Regions from separate parts of the Homo sapiens genome. Here region 1 is linked to region 2. Evidence: read pairs that join two places in POLR2A ChIA-PET (ENCODE). Cell type or tissue: OCI-LY7. All regions are shown on one strand. Links, peaks and the distances in the headings refer to the core of each region. The heading gives the core; the rest is flanking DNA.

What was found. ChIA-PET counts read pairs that join two places held together with the same protein. Peaks named below come from ENCODE experiments on the same cell type or tissue, not always from the same donor. Only the 100,000 strongest peaks of a DNase experiment are listed, where the experiment ranks them.
Region 1: POLR2A ChIA-PET joins it to region 2 with 10 read pairs; 5 of 35 experiments call an interaction of 5 or more read pairs at or near these places.

Annotation. Positions count from the first base shown.
Region 1 is chr19:21,320,769-21,326,451 of GRCh38, reverse strand. All of the region lies in intron 1 of ZNF708 (zinc finger protein 708), which reads left to right. Among named protein-coding and RNA genes, the nearest start is that of ZNF708, 5.8 kb to the left of the region's middle. In OCI-LY7, for the core only: no CTCF peak of the experiment used is centred there; no DNase peak of the experiment used is centred there.
Region 2 is chr19:21,849,609-21,855,291 of GRCh38, reverse strand. It overlaps a transcript of ZNF43 not described here. Among named protein-coding and RNA genes, the nearest start is that of ZNF43, 16 kb to the right of the region's middle. In OCI-LY7, for the core only: no CTCF peak of the experiment used is centred there; a DNase peak (open chromatin) is centred at 3,151; H3K4me3 peaks cover 2,239 bases; H3K27ac peaks cover 593 bases.

The DNA.
Region 1 (5,683 bases), core at 384-5,383, 530 kb after region 2:
TACTTTGCTTAGAATAATAGTCTCTAGTCTCATCCAGGTTACTGCAAATGCTGTTAATTCATTTTTTATGGCTGTGTAGTATTCCATTGTATATATATACCACAGTTTCTTTATCCATTCATTGATTGATGAGGATTTGGGTTGGTTCCATGATTTTGCTATTGTGAAATGTGCCACTATGAACATGCGTGTGCAAGTATATTTTTCGAATAATGACTTCTTTTCCTCTGGGTAGATACCCAATTGTGGGATTGCTGGATCAAATGGTAATCCTACTTTTAGTTCTTTAAGGAATCTCCACAGTGTTTTCCATAGTGGCTTTTCTAGTTTACATTCCCACCAGCAATGTAGAAGTGTTCCCTGTTCACCACGTCCATGCCAACATCTACTGTTTCTTGATTTTTTGATCATGGCCATTCTTGCAGGAGTAAGGTGGTATCGCATTGTGGTTTTGATTTGCATTTCCCTGATCATTAGTGATGTTGAGGATTTTTTCATATGTTTGTTGGCCATTTGTATACCTTCTTTTGAGAATTGTTTATTCATATCCTTAGTCCACTTTTTGATGGGATTGTTTGTTTTGTACTGATTTGTTTGGGTTTGTTGTAGACTCTAGATATTAGTCCTTTGTCAGACGTATAGATTGTGAAGATTTTTTCTCACTCTATGTGTTGTCTGTTTACTCTGCTGACTGTTCTTTTTGCCGTGTAAAAACTATTTAATTTAATTAGGTCCCTGATATTTATCTTTGTTTTTATTGCATTTGCTTTTGAGTTCTTGGTCATGAAATCCTTGCCTAATCTAATGTCTAGAAGGGTTTTTCCAATGTTATGTTTTATAATTTTTATAGTTTCCGATCTTAGGTTTAAGTCCTTAATCCATCTTGAGTTGATTTTTGTATAAGATGAGAGATGAGGATCCAGTTTCATTCTCCTACATATGGCTAGCCAATTATCCCAGTACCATTTGTAGAAAAGGGTGTCCTTTCCCCACTTTATGTTTTTGTTTGCTTTGCTGAAGATCAGTTGGCTGTAAGTATTTGGGTTTATTTCTGGGTTCTCTATTCTGTTCCATTGGTCTATGTGCCTATTTTTAAACCAGTAACATGCTGTTTTGGTGACTATGGCCTTATAGTGTAGTTTGAAATCAGGTAATGTTATGCCTCCAGATTTGTTCTTTTTGCTTAGCCTTGTTTTGGCTACGCAGGCTCTTTTTTGTTCCACATGAATTTTAGAATTTTTTTTAATTCTGTGAAGAATTATGGTGGTATTTTGATAAGGATTGCACTGAATTTGTAGATTGCTTTTGGCAGTATGGTCATTTTCACAATATTGATTCTACTTATCCATGAGCGTGGGATTTGTTTCCATTTGTTTGTGCCATCTATGATTTCTTTCATCAGTGTCAGGTGTATTTTTTATGGCTTGGTAATTTCCAATAAAATTTCAAGGCTGTTTAAGAATGCTACCAAGAAAAAGAATAGGGGAAATGTCTTTCCCATTTTGGCTGTAGAAAATGAGTACATTTTCACAAGAAAATGTGGTAGATAATTGCTGAGTTACATAGATTCATGAAAGCATCAGCTCCTCTTTTTGCAGGGTAAATTTGTGACAGTGAATATCTCTGTTCAAATCCTGTTATCTTGATTTCCTAGTTTTAAGCTAAATTTTATTTGAAACTTGGTACCTCCTAGACATGTTTCCATATGACTAATTGTTTACTATATGACTTTTAATGGAAATAATAAAATAATGCATTTATTGTTTGAAAGGAATGGACACTTTTGCTTTTCTTATTGAGATATGAAATATAAGCACCCTAAAATTTTCTTCTCTTATGTCAACACTGTGTTTGAGAAACTGCTGGATTTTTTTTTTATTTTTTGAAATGGAATTTCTCTCTTATTGCCCAGGCTGGAGTGCAATGTCATGATCTCGGCTTACTGCAGCTTCCGCCTCCTGGGTTCAAACTATTCTCCTGCCTCAGTCTCTTGAGTAGCTGGGATTACAGGCATGCACCACCACACCTGGTTAATTTTGTATTTTTAGTAGAGACGGGGTTTCTGCATGTTGGTCAGGCTGGTCTCAAACTCCTGACCTCAGGTGATCTGCCCGCCTCGGCCTCCCAAAGTGCTGGGATTACAGGCGTAAGCCACTGCGCCCAGCCAAGAAACGCTGGATTTTTTAAACACTTAAGTTTATTTTTTTTTGAGACGGAGTCTTGCTCTGTAGCCAGGCTGGAGTGCAGTGGCGCGATCTCAGCTCACTGCAAGGTCCACCTCCCGGGTTCACACCATTCTCCTGCCTCAGCCTACCCAGTAGCAGGGACTACAAGTGCCCGCCACCACGCCCGACTAATTTTTTTTTTTGTATTTTTAGTAGAGACAACGTTTCACCATGTTAGCCAGGATGGTCTTGATCTCCTGACCTTGTGATCCACCCGCCTCAGCCTCCCAAAGTGTTGGGATTACAGGCGTGAGCCACTGCGCCCGGCTAAACACTTAAGTTTCAAAGACCAAGTGAATAACTCTTGACATGGAAATTAAAGCTTTAGCCCACTGGCTCAGAGCTAAGGCTAATATTGAGCCTGCAAAAAAATTTTATTAAAGGCCCAGTTAGTTTTTTCTGGGGAGTCTCCTCTGTAGATATCCCAGCCTGCTCACCCCAGCCATAGAAGTCTTTATCCTGGGAGAAGCTACAGAGCCCTGGAAAGCTGGGGACCCACAGGTGGATGCAGTTGATGTTAAAATGAAAGGGGATTGGGAGGGTCTTACTGAAGATGAAGTTGTTCTTGTTTTGAGGCAGTTTATAGACTTTGAAAATAAAACAAGGTTGAATTTACATAAAAATTTTGACTTCCAAAGAAATATTGCAACAGAAGTACCAACTACAAGGTCTTTAAGAATTGCAAAGTTCAGGCAGACAAAGGCTTCCTTTCCTAAGGAGGAACAAACAAGATTAGAAAGGAGGTGGAAGGGGAATGGCAAATGCAGGGTGAAAAAATCAGATTTTAGATCAGAGAATGTTTCACACTGAAGTCAGCCTGTTCTTTGGAGTTACATAAAATGGGTTTGTAAAGTTCAGAAGCCTTGGGGAAAAAGACAAACTTAAGTAAAGTTTCCTTAAGAAGTATTTTATTTTCACCACTGAAGTCAAATTCAACTGATTTTTCAATAAGAAAAAAAATGTGCAGAGTCGGTGTCTGCTATGTGATAGATAAGAAAAGAGAGCACCATCTAAGTCATAATGGGAAGGGTGTTTCTTTCGATAAACTGTTCCTGGAGAACACAAACAATGAAGAATTTTATTAATCACAGTTATTTATCTGGATTGTCTATGTGTGTCATCTTTCCCCACCTTTCTTTGTTCTATACATGTCTGCCATTTGACTTTTCCTGGGTTGTATCTTTTATAATAAACTGGTAAATATAACTACAGTATTTGCTGAGTTCTATGAGTAGCTTTATCAAATTATTGAACTTGAAAAAGGTTATGGGAGTCCTCAATTTTTAAACAGTAGCTCAGAAATGTAAATGGGCCCATGGAGTTTGTGCCTGGCATCTGCCGTAAGGACAGTGTGGGACTGAGTCAGGGCCTGTGCTGACACTGGGTGGTGTCAGAAATAAAATGTTAGACAATGAGTTAGTGTTAGAGAATTGCTTGGTTTTCAGTAAACTGCAGATTTGGTGCCAGAAAAAAGATACGGGGGCCTGACCTGGAATAAAACTCTGGATGTCTGGGAATGGGACGCTCTGCTCTCCTGTACACAGGCTGTCACACTGCCCATTGTCCTGTGATTTCAGTTCTCCCAGGGTGAGAGAGGACTGAAAAATTAGAGAATAGGAGCTCTGGCCGGGTGCCGTGGCTCACGCCTGTAATCCTAGCACTTTGGGAGGCCGAGGCGGGTGGATTGCCTGAGCTCAGGAGTTCAAGACCAGCCTGGGCAACGTGGCAAAACCCCGTCCCTACTACAGATAGAAAAAATAAGCTGGGCATGGTGGTGCGTTCTTGTAATCTCAGCTATTCAGGAGGCTGAGGAAGGAGAATCACTTGAACCCGGGAGGCAGAGGTTGCAATGAGCCAAGATTGCGCCACTGCACTCCAGCCTGGGTGACAGAACTAGACTCTGTCTCAAAAGAAAAAAAAAAGGAAAGAAAGAAAAAAAAAGAATATGAGCTCTGATGACAGACCCCCTTTTCCCACAGCTGCCACCACAGGATTCCCAGCCACTCACAAACATACCCATTAGACATTGACGTGTCCACACTTATTCCCAGGACTAGGCACCACCCTCAGGAATTTTACCACAGCATTTTTGATCCTGGTGTTTCTTGCTACAAACTCACAAACATGTCTACAAGTCTCCTGGCATATCCGCACCCCCAGACACTGAATCTGCACCAGCAACCTGTTTTCTCCACCAACCTAGGGTTCTGGACCACCTGTTCATAATCTCACCTGCCTGTATGAACAGAGAAATAAATTAGAGTACAGCCCCACCCAGGCACAAACCAGTCCTTCCATCTATATTGCACTCTCCCTTATCCATGGAGTTTTTTCCTTTTAACTTCTATTTTTGATTCATTGGTACATGTGCAGGTTTGTAATATAGGTAAAATCGTGTCATGAATGTTTGGTGTGTAAATTATTTTTTCACTGAAGTACTAAGCATAGCACCAAATAGGTATTTTTTTCTAATTTTCTCTCTCTTTTCCTTTTCCCTTTCTTTCTTCCTTCCTTCCTTCCTTTCTTTCTTTCTTTGTTTCCTTCTTTTTTCTTTTCTCTCTCTCTCTCACCTCCCTCCCTCCTTCCCCCTCCCCTCCCCTCCCCATCCTCTCCCTTCCCTTCCCTTCCCTTCTCTTCCCTTTTTTTCTTTCAAGCCTTGCTCTGTCACCCTGGCTGGAATGCAGTGGCATGATCTTGGCTCACTGCAACTTCCGCCTCCCAGGTTCAAGCGATTCTCCTGCCTCCTGAGTGGCTGGGATTAGAGCTGTGTATCACCATGCCAGGCTAATTTCTGTATTTTTAGTTGAGATGGGGTTTCACCATGTTGGCCAGACTGGTCTCGAACTCCTGACCTCAAGTGATTCATCTGCCTTGGTCTCCCAATGTGGTGGCATACAGGCGTGAGCCACAATGCCCACACCCTCTTTGTTTTTCCACCTTCCACCCTCAAGTAGGCCTCAGTTACTGTTGTTCCCCACTTTGTGTCCATGTGTTCTTATTATTTAACTCTTACTTATAAATGAGAACATGCATTTGGTTTTCTGTTTCTGCATTACTTTTCTTTTCTTTTCTTTTCTTTTCTTTTTTTTAAGATGAGTCTCACTGTCTCCCAGGCTGGAGTGCAGTGGCACGATCTCTGCTCACTGCAAGCTCCGCCTCCCGGATTCACACCATTCTCCTGCCTCAGCCTCCACAGTAGCTGGTACTACAGGCGCCCGCCACCACGCCCAGCTAATTTTTTGTATTTTTAGTAGAGACGGGGTTTCACCACATTAGCTGGGATGGTCTCGATCTCCTGACCTCGTGATCCACCCGCCTCGGCCTCCCAAAGTGCTGGGATTACAGGCGTGAGCCACCGCGCCCAGCCTTCTGCATTACTTTTCTAACAATAATGGTCTCCAGCTCTATCCATGTTGCTGCACAGGATATAATGCTGTTCTTTTTTTTTTTTTTTTTTT
Region 2 (5,683 bases), core at 194-5,193:
TCCTGTTTCAATACTTCTTTGGATTTTAAATTATTCTACATAAATCTGTTTTATTTTACAACTTTTAGAAACGGCCTCAAAACAAGAACAATATTATCTTCAGGAAGAATCTTTCAGGGGGCCAGGTGCGGTGGCTCACACCTGTAATCCCGGCACTTTGGGAGGCTGAGGCGGGTGGATCACAAGGTCAAGAGATCGAGACCATCCTGGCTAACACTGTGAAACTCCGTCTCTACTAAAAATACAAAGAATTAGCTGGGCGTGGTGGCACGCGCCTGTAGTCCCAGCTACTCAGGAGGCTGAGGCAGGAGAATCACTTGAACCCGGGAGGTGGAGGTTGCAGTGAGCCGAGAGTGTGCCACTGCACTCCAGCCTGGGTGACAGAGCGAGACTCTGTCTCAAAAAAAAAAAAAAAAAAAGAATCTTTCAGGCCGGGCGCGGTGGCTCATGCCTGTAATCTCAGCACTTTGGGAGGCCGAGGCACGTGGATCGTGAGGTCAGAAGTTTGAGACCAGCCTGACCCACATGGAGAAACTCCGTCTCTACTAAAAATAGAAAATTAGCTGGGCGTGGTGGTGCATGCCTGTAATCCCAGCTATTCAGGAGGCAGGAAAATCACTTGAACCCAGGAGGCAGAGGTTGCAGTGAGCCGAGATGGCGCCATTGCACTCCAGCCTAGGCAACAAGAGCAAAACTCTGTCTCACAAAAAAAAAAAAAAAAAAAAAAGAGTATGTCAGTCCCCTTCCATCTTAACCTTAAATGCATCTGCCTGTGGGTCCCCAGCTTTCCAGGGCTCTGTAGCTTCTCTCAGTATATAGTCTTCTTTCAGGACTTGGACATCTGCCCAGGAAGCTCCCAAGGAAGAACAAACTGGGCCTTTAATAACCTCCTATTGCAGGATCAATATTAGCTTTAGCTTGGAGTCACTGGGTGCAAGCTTTAATTTCCATGTCAGAGTTATTCACTTGGTTTTTGGAAGTTTAAGTGTTTGAAAAATCCAGCGAAATTACCCAAACAGTGTTTATATAAAAAAAGGAGACCAGGTGCGGTGGCTCATGCCTGTAATCCCAGCACTTTGGGAGGCCAAGGAGGGTGGATCACCTGAGGTCAGGAGTTCGAGACCAGCCTGAACAACATGGCGAAACCCCATCTCTACTAAAAATACAAAAATTAGCCAGGCATGGTGGCAGGCACCTGTAATCTCAGCTACTCAGGAGAATTGCCTGAACCCGGGAGGCAAAGGTTGCAGTGAGCCGAGATTGTGCCACTGCACTCCAGCCTGGGCGACAGAGCGAGACTCTGCCACAAAAAAAAAGAGGAAATTTTAAGGTGCTTACATTTCATACCTCAGTAAGAAAAGCAAAAGTATCTATTCCTTTCAGACAATAAGTGTGTTATTATATTATTTCCATTAAAAATCATGTAGTAATTAGTCATATGGGAACACTTTTAGTAGGTTCCAAGTTTCATCTTACAAAATTTGACATTAAACCCAGAAATCAAGATAACAGGATGTAGAACAGGTATAGTCAATGTCACAAATTTACCCTGCACAAAGAGGAACTGATGTTTTTGCGAATCTTGTAACTTGCCCATTATCTACCACTTTTTTTTTAATGTATGCATTTTTTACAGCCAAAACGGAAAATATATTTTACCTATTCTTTTCTTTGGTAGCATTTTAAAAGATAAGCCTTGGAATTCTGTTTGAAATTCACTCAGCCATAAAAAACACACCTTACAGGAAAAAAAAAAAAAGGGTAAATGAGAATTTTAAACAAATGGAATGCGTGATTAGATTTATTTTCTGAAACCCACCTCTTTTATGACCTCTCAGGAGACACTGCACTATGTCCCAGGGAGTTTCCAAGTGCATTTTACTTTGCAAGTTCTTGCACCATCTCACCGGGGTCAGGTTTTTGTGTCTTGCTTTGTTTTTTAGGGATACCATTTTTCCCACGAATCTCAGAGAATCCAGAGGCAGAAATCGTTTCTGTTTTCACCTCAATACCAGCATCTGATTGGCTGACCAGCAATGTGTGTCCAAGAAATGGAAACTGGCTTGGATGAAGACAATCTTTTTTTTTTTTTTGAGACGGAGTCTCGCTCTGTCGCTAGGCTAGAGTGCTGTGGCGCGATCTCGGCTCACTGCAACCTCCAACTCCCTGATTCAAGGGATTCTCCTGGCTCTGCCTCCCGAGTAGCTGGGATTACAGGCATGCTCCACCACGCCCGGCTAATTTTTTTGTACTTTTAGTAGAGACGGGGTTTCACCATGTTGGCTAGGATGGTCTCCATCTCCTGACCTCGTGATCCGCCCGCCTCGGCCTCCCAAAGTGCTGGGATTACAGGCGTGAGCCACCACGCCGGCAACAAAAGTGAACTTCTAAGGTTGTGTCATCTGTTTCACCTCTCAGCCCTCCAAGCTATCACTGTTAAATATAATGGGTATTGAGAAAACTGTTAGATATTATTAAGGAATTTCTATATATCCTCCAGTTGAGTTAGGTGTTCTGATGTAGCTCAAGTATTTTCTTATCCCTACCTCCAGGGTCTAAACTAGCAAATTACATCAGGACACCTACAGAGGACAATTGGCGATTTTCCAATAGAAAGTGAAATAACCCCGTTAATGAGAGTAATGCAGTTATTTTAAAAAAAGAGAAGTCAGATTGAGATGTAGCACAGTCAGGGCACAATTACCCTGATAATAGCCACTTCACAGAGATTGGTTTAGATGTTTTTCTAAAATGAGCAAATTTAGGCAACATAATTCATGTTTATCTATCCCTAGCCCCAGCTGCTTCCCCGTTCCTAATGGTCATCCCAAGATGTGTACAGCAGTGTGGTACAGCACGGTGAGAGAGACCCTCAGGGATGGGACGAGGGTCTTTGCTGCATTGTCAACATAATTAAAAAGTTGTTAAAAGGGTATCCAAATGTTCTGTTTCTTCCCCTTCAGTAGCTACTAAGATGCACTATACAAGCTGACCCAGGGAAGGAAAAAAGCAAGTGCATTTCAAGGCTCAGCTCACTTGATTAGCTGTAATTCCCTGGGCATGTGCCCCGCCTACTTGAGCCTGTTTCCCTGTCCATAAAATGCGCAAACGCTAGGGAGGGTGGGTCCTGGAGCTTTATCCAATCAGTGGCGCTGGCGTGGGAACCACCCAATCAGACGCGCAGTTGGAGAGGGGGCCGTGGCTTCCGGCTTTTGGCGGGGCCTTTGTCTCCAGCTCCCGCTAGACCTTGGGACCCGCCTCTGCTTTTCCGCGTTCTCCAACTCGGGAATCCCCGGTGACTTTGTCGCAGCCTCCGTTACCCTGTGATCTGCAAGTCCTGGGAGACGCACAGCTAAGATGCCCGGACATCCTGGAAGCTGGGAAATGGTGAGTGTGCGGGGTTAGGCATCCCGAGAGGGGAGAGCAGGCTGTGAAAGTGGCGGGACCGGCCTCCTCACAGTCCGCTCCTGAGTCCTGGTCGCTGGCGCAGCTCCGCCCCAGGCCCCTCTGGCCGCAAGATGGCGGCTGGGCCCGCAGCCGAGCCTCCCGCGTCCCGCCCCATTCCTGCGCGGTACCCTGTCTGGAGCTCTCTGGTCAGCTCTGCACCAGCAGCCCCGAGTATTTCCCAGATTGTTCAGGGATGCCCGGCGGATGATCGGGGCAGAATCCCGACTCGGTGTGTGCGCAGGAGGAGCTGCGGCCCTGGGGTCTTCAGTTTCTGTTGTTAATTTTTTTTTTTTTTTTTTTTTTTTGAGAGGGAATCTTGCTATGTCGCCCAGGCTGAAATGTAGTGGCGCGATCTCGGCTCACTGCAACCTCGCCTCCAGGTTCAAGCGATTCTCCTGCCTCAGCCTTCCGATTAGCTGGGATTACAGGTGCGCACCACCAGGCCCGGCTAATTTTTATTTATTTATTTTTTTATTTTTACTAGAGATGGGGTTTCACCATGTTGGCCAGGCTGATCTCGAACTCCAGACCTCAGGTCATACGCCCGCCTCAGCCTCCCAAAAGTCCTGGGATTACAGGCGTGAGCCACCGCGCCCGGCCTCTTAGGAACATTTCTGAATCTCACACTCGGAGGCTGTCAAAAGTTGGATAATTGACTTTCATATGCGGGCCTGGTCCACAGGTGGGTTGGTTACTCTCAGACCAAGATTCAGTACACATGTGAGGCTGTGACTGCACTGAAAAGCACAGTCCGCAGACAAAATTGTGGCTCTCTTGCAATACCGTCAACCATTGAGATTGTGACTCACGTACTTAGACAGACCCAACATACAGGAGGTGTTGACCCTCATACCTGGAACCTGGACATGTGTGGAATTTCTAATCTCATTCCTGGACTTTCCTGCAGGTAAGATTGCATGCATCTACTAAGCACCTTAGTGATTTGACTCCTGCCTTGGCCCAGCCCACAGATGGAGATTGTGACATATCGCTTGACTTTGCACCTTGAAGATGTGACTTTTTTCCAGCTTTGGTGCTGCCCACAGATGGCATTGTGACACATAGCTGGGCCTTTCACTGAGGTGATGGGAGTCTTTTTTCTTGCCTTGGCACTGTCCACAAGGTGCATTGTTACATATTGCTAAGCCCTGCTCTCAGGTTATGTGACTCTCCTTTTTTCCTTAGTCCCTGAATATTTTGGACGTTAGGACATGTTACTAGGTCTAACACCTATACAATAAGAGGCTCCTGCCCAGGCCCTTTCTTTTTCTTTTTTTGTTTGTTTGAGACAGAGAATCGCCTTGTCTCCCAGGCTGGAGTGCAGTGGTGCGATCTCGGCTCACTGCAACTTCCGCTTCCCAGGTTCAAATGATTCTCCTGCCTCAGTCTCCTGAAGTGCTGGGATTACAGGTGCCTGCCACCATGCCCGGCTAATTTTTGTATTTTTAGTGGAGATGGGGTTTCACCATGTTGGCCAGGCTGGTCTGAACTCCTGACCTCGTGATCCACCTGCTTCGGCCTCCCGAAGTGCTGGGATTACAGGTGTGACCCACCGTGTCTGGCCCTGCCCAGGCCCTTTCTACAGAGGGCCTTGTGACATATCTCTGCATCAATCACCTAGGAGAGTGACTCTCCATTTTTGCCTGCACTCTGCCTACAGGAAAAATTTTGACTTATCACTAGACTCAGGTAATGTGTCTCTCCTGCCTGGGCCTGGACCACAGAGAGCATTGTTATCCATTGCTGGGCTCAGCACCCAGGTGATGTGACTCTGCTGCCTGTGTCCTGCTTTCAGAGGAAGTTTGTTACATATTCCTGGCTAAATATTCAGGTGATGTGATACTCCTGTCTGGTCTCTGCCCTCAGAAAAGACTGTGACATATTCCTGACCCAAAACGCACGTGATGCGACTCCTCTCTCCCTATTCACAGGTGGGATTGTGAAATATAGCTTGGCCCAGTTTGCAGGTGCAATTATGACTCTTCTACCCTCAACCAGCCAGTAAGAGAGATGCTGCCTCTTATAGCTAGGCTTAGGGTTATGAGTATTATCCTGGGTCTCTTTCTTGTACAAATGTCATAGAGAATTACTTTTTTTTTTTTGAGATGGAGTTTCGTTTATGTTGCCCAGGCTGGAGTGTAGTGGTGCAATCTCAGCTCACTGCAACCTCCGCCTCCTGGGCAATTTTTATATTTTTAGTAGAGATAGGATTTTGCCATGTTGGCCAGGCTGCTCT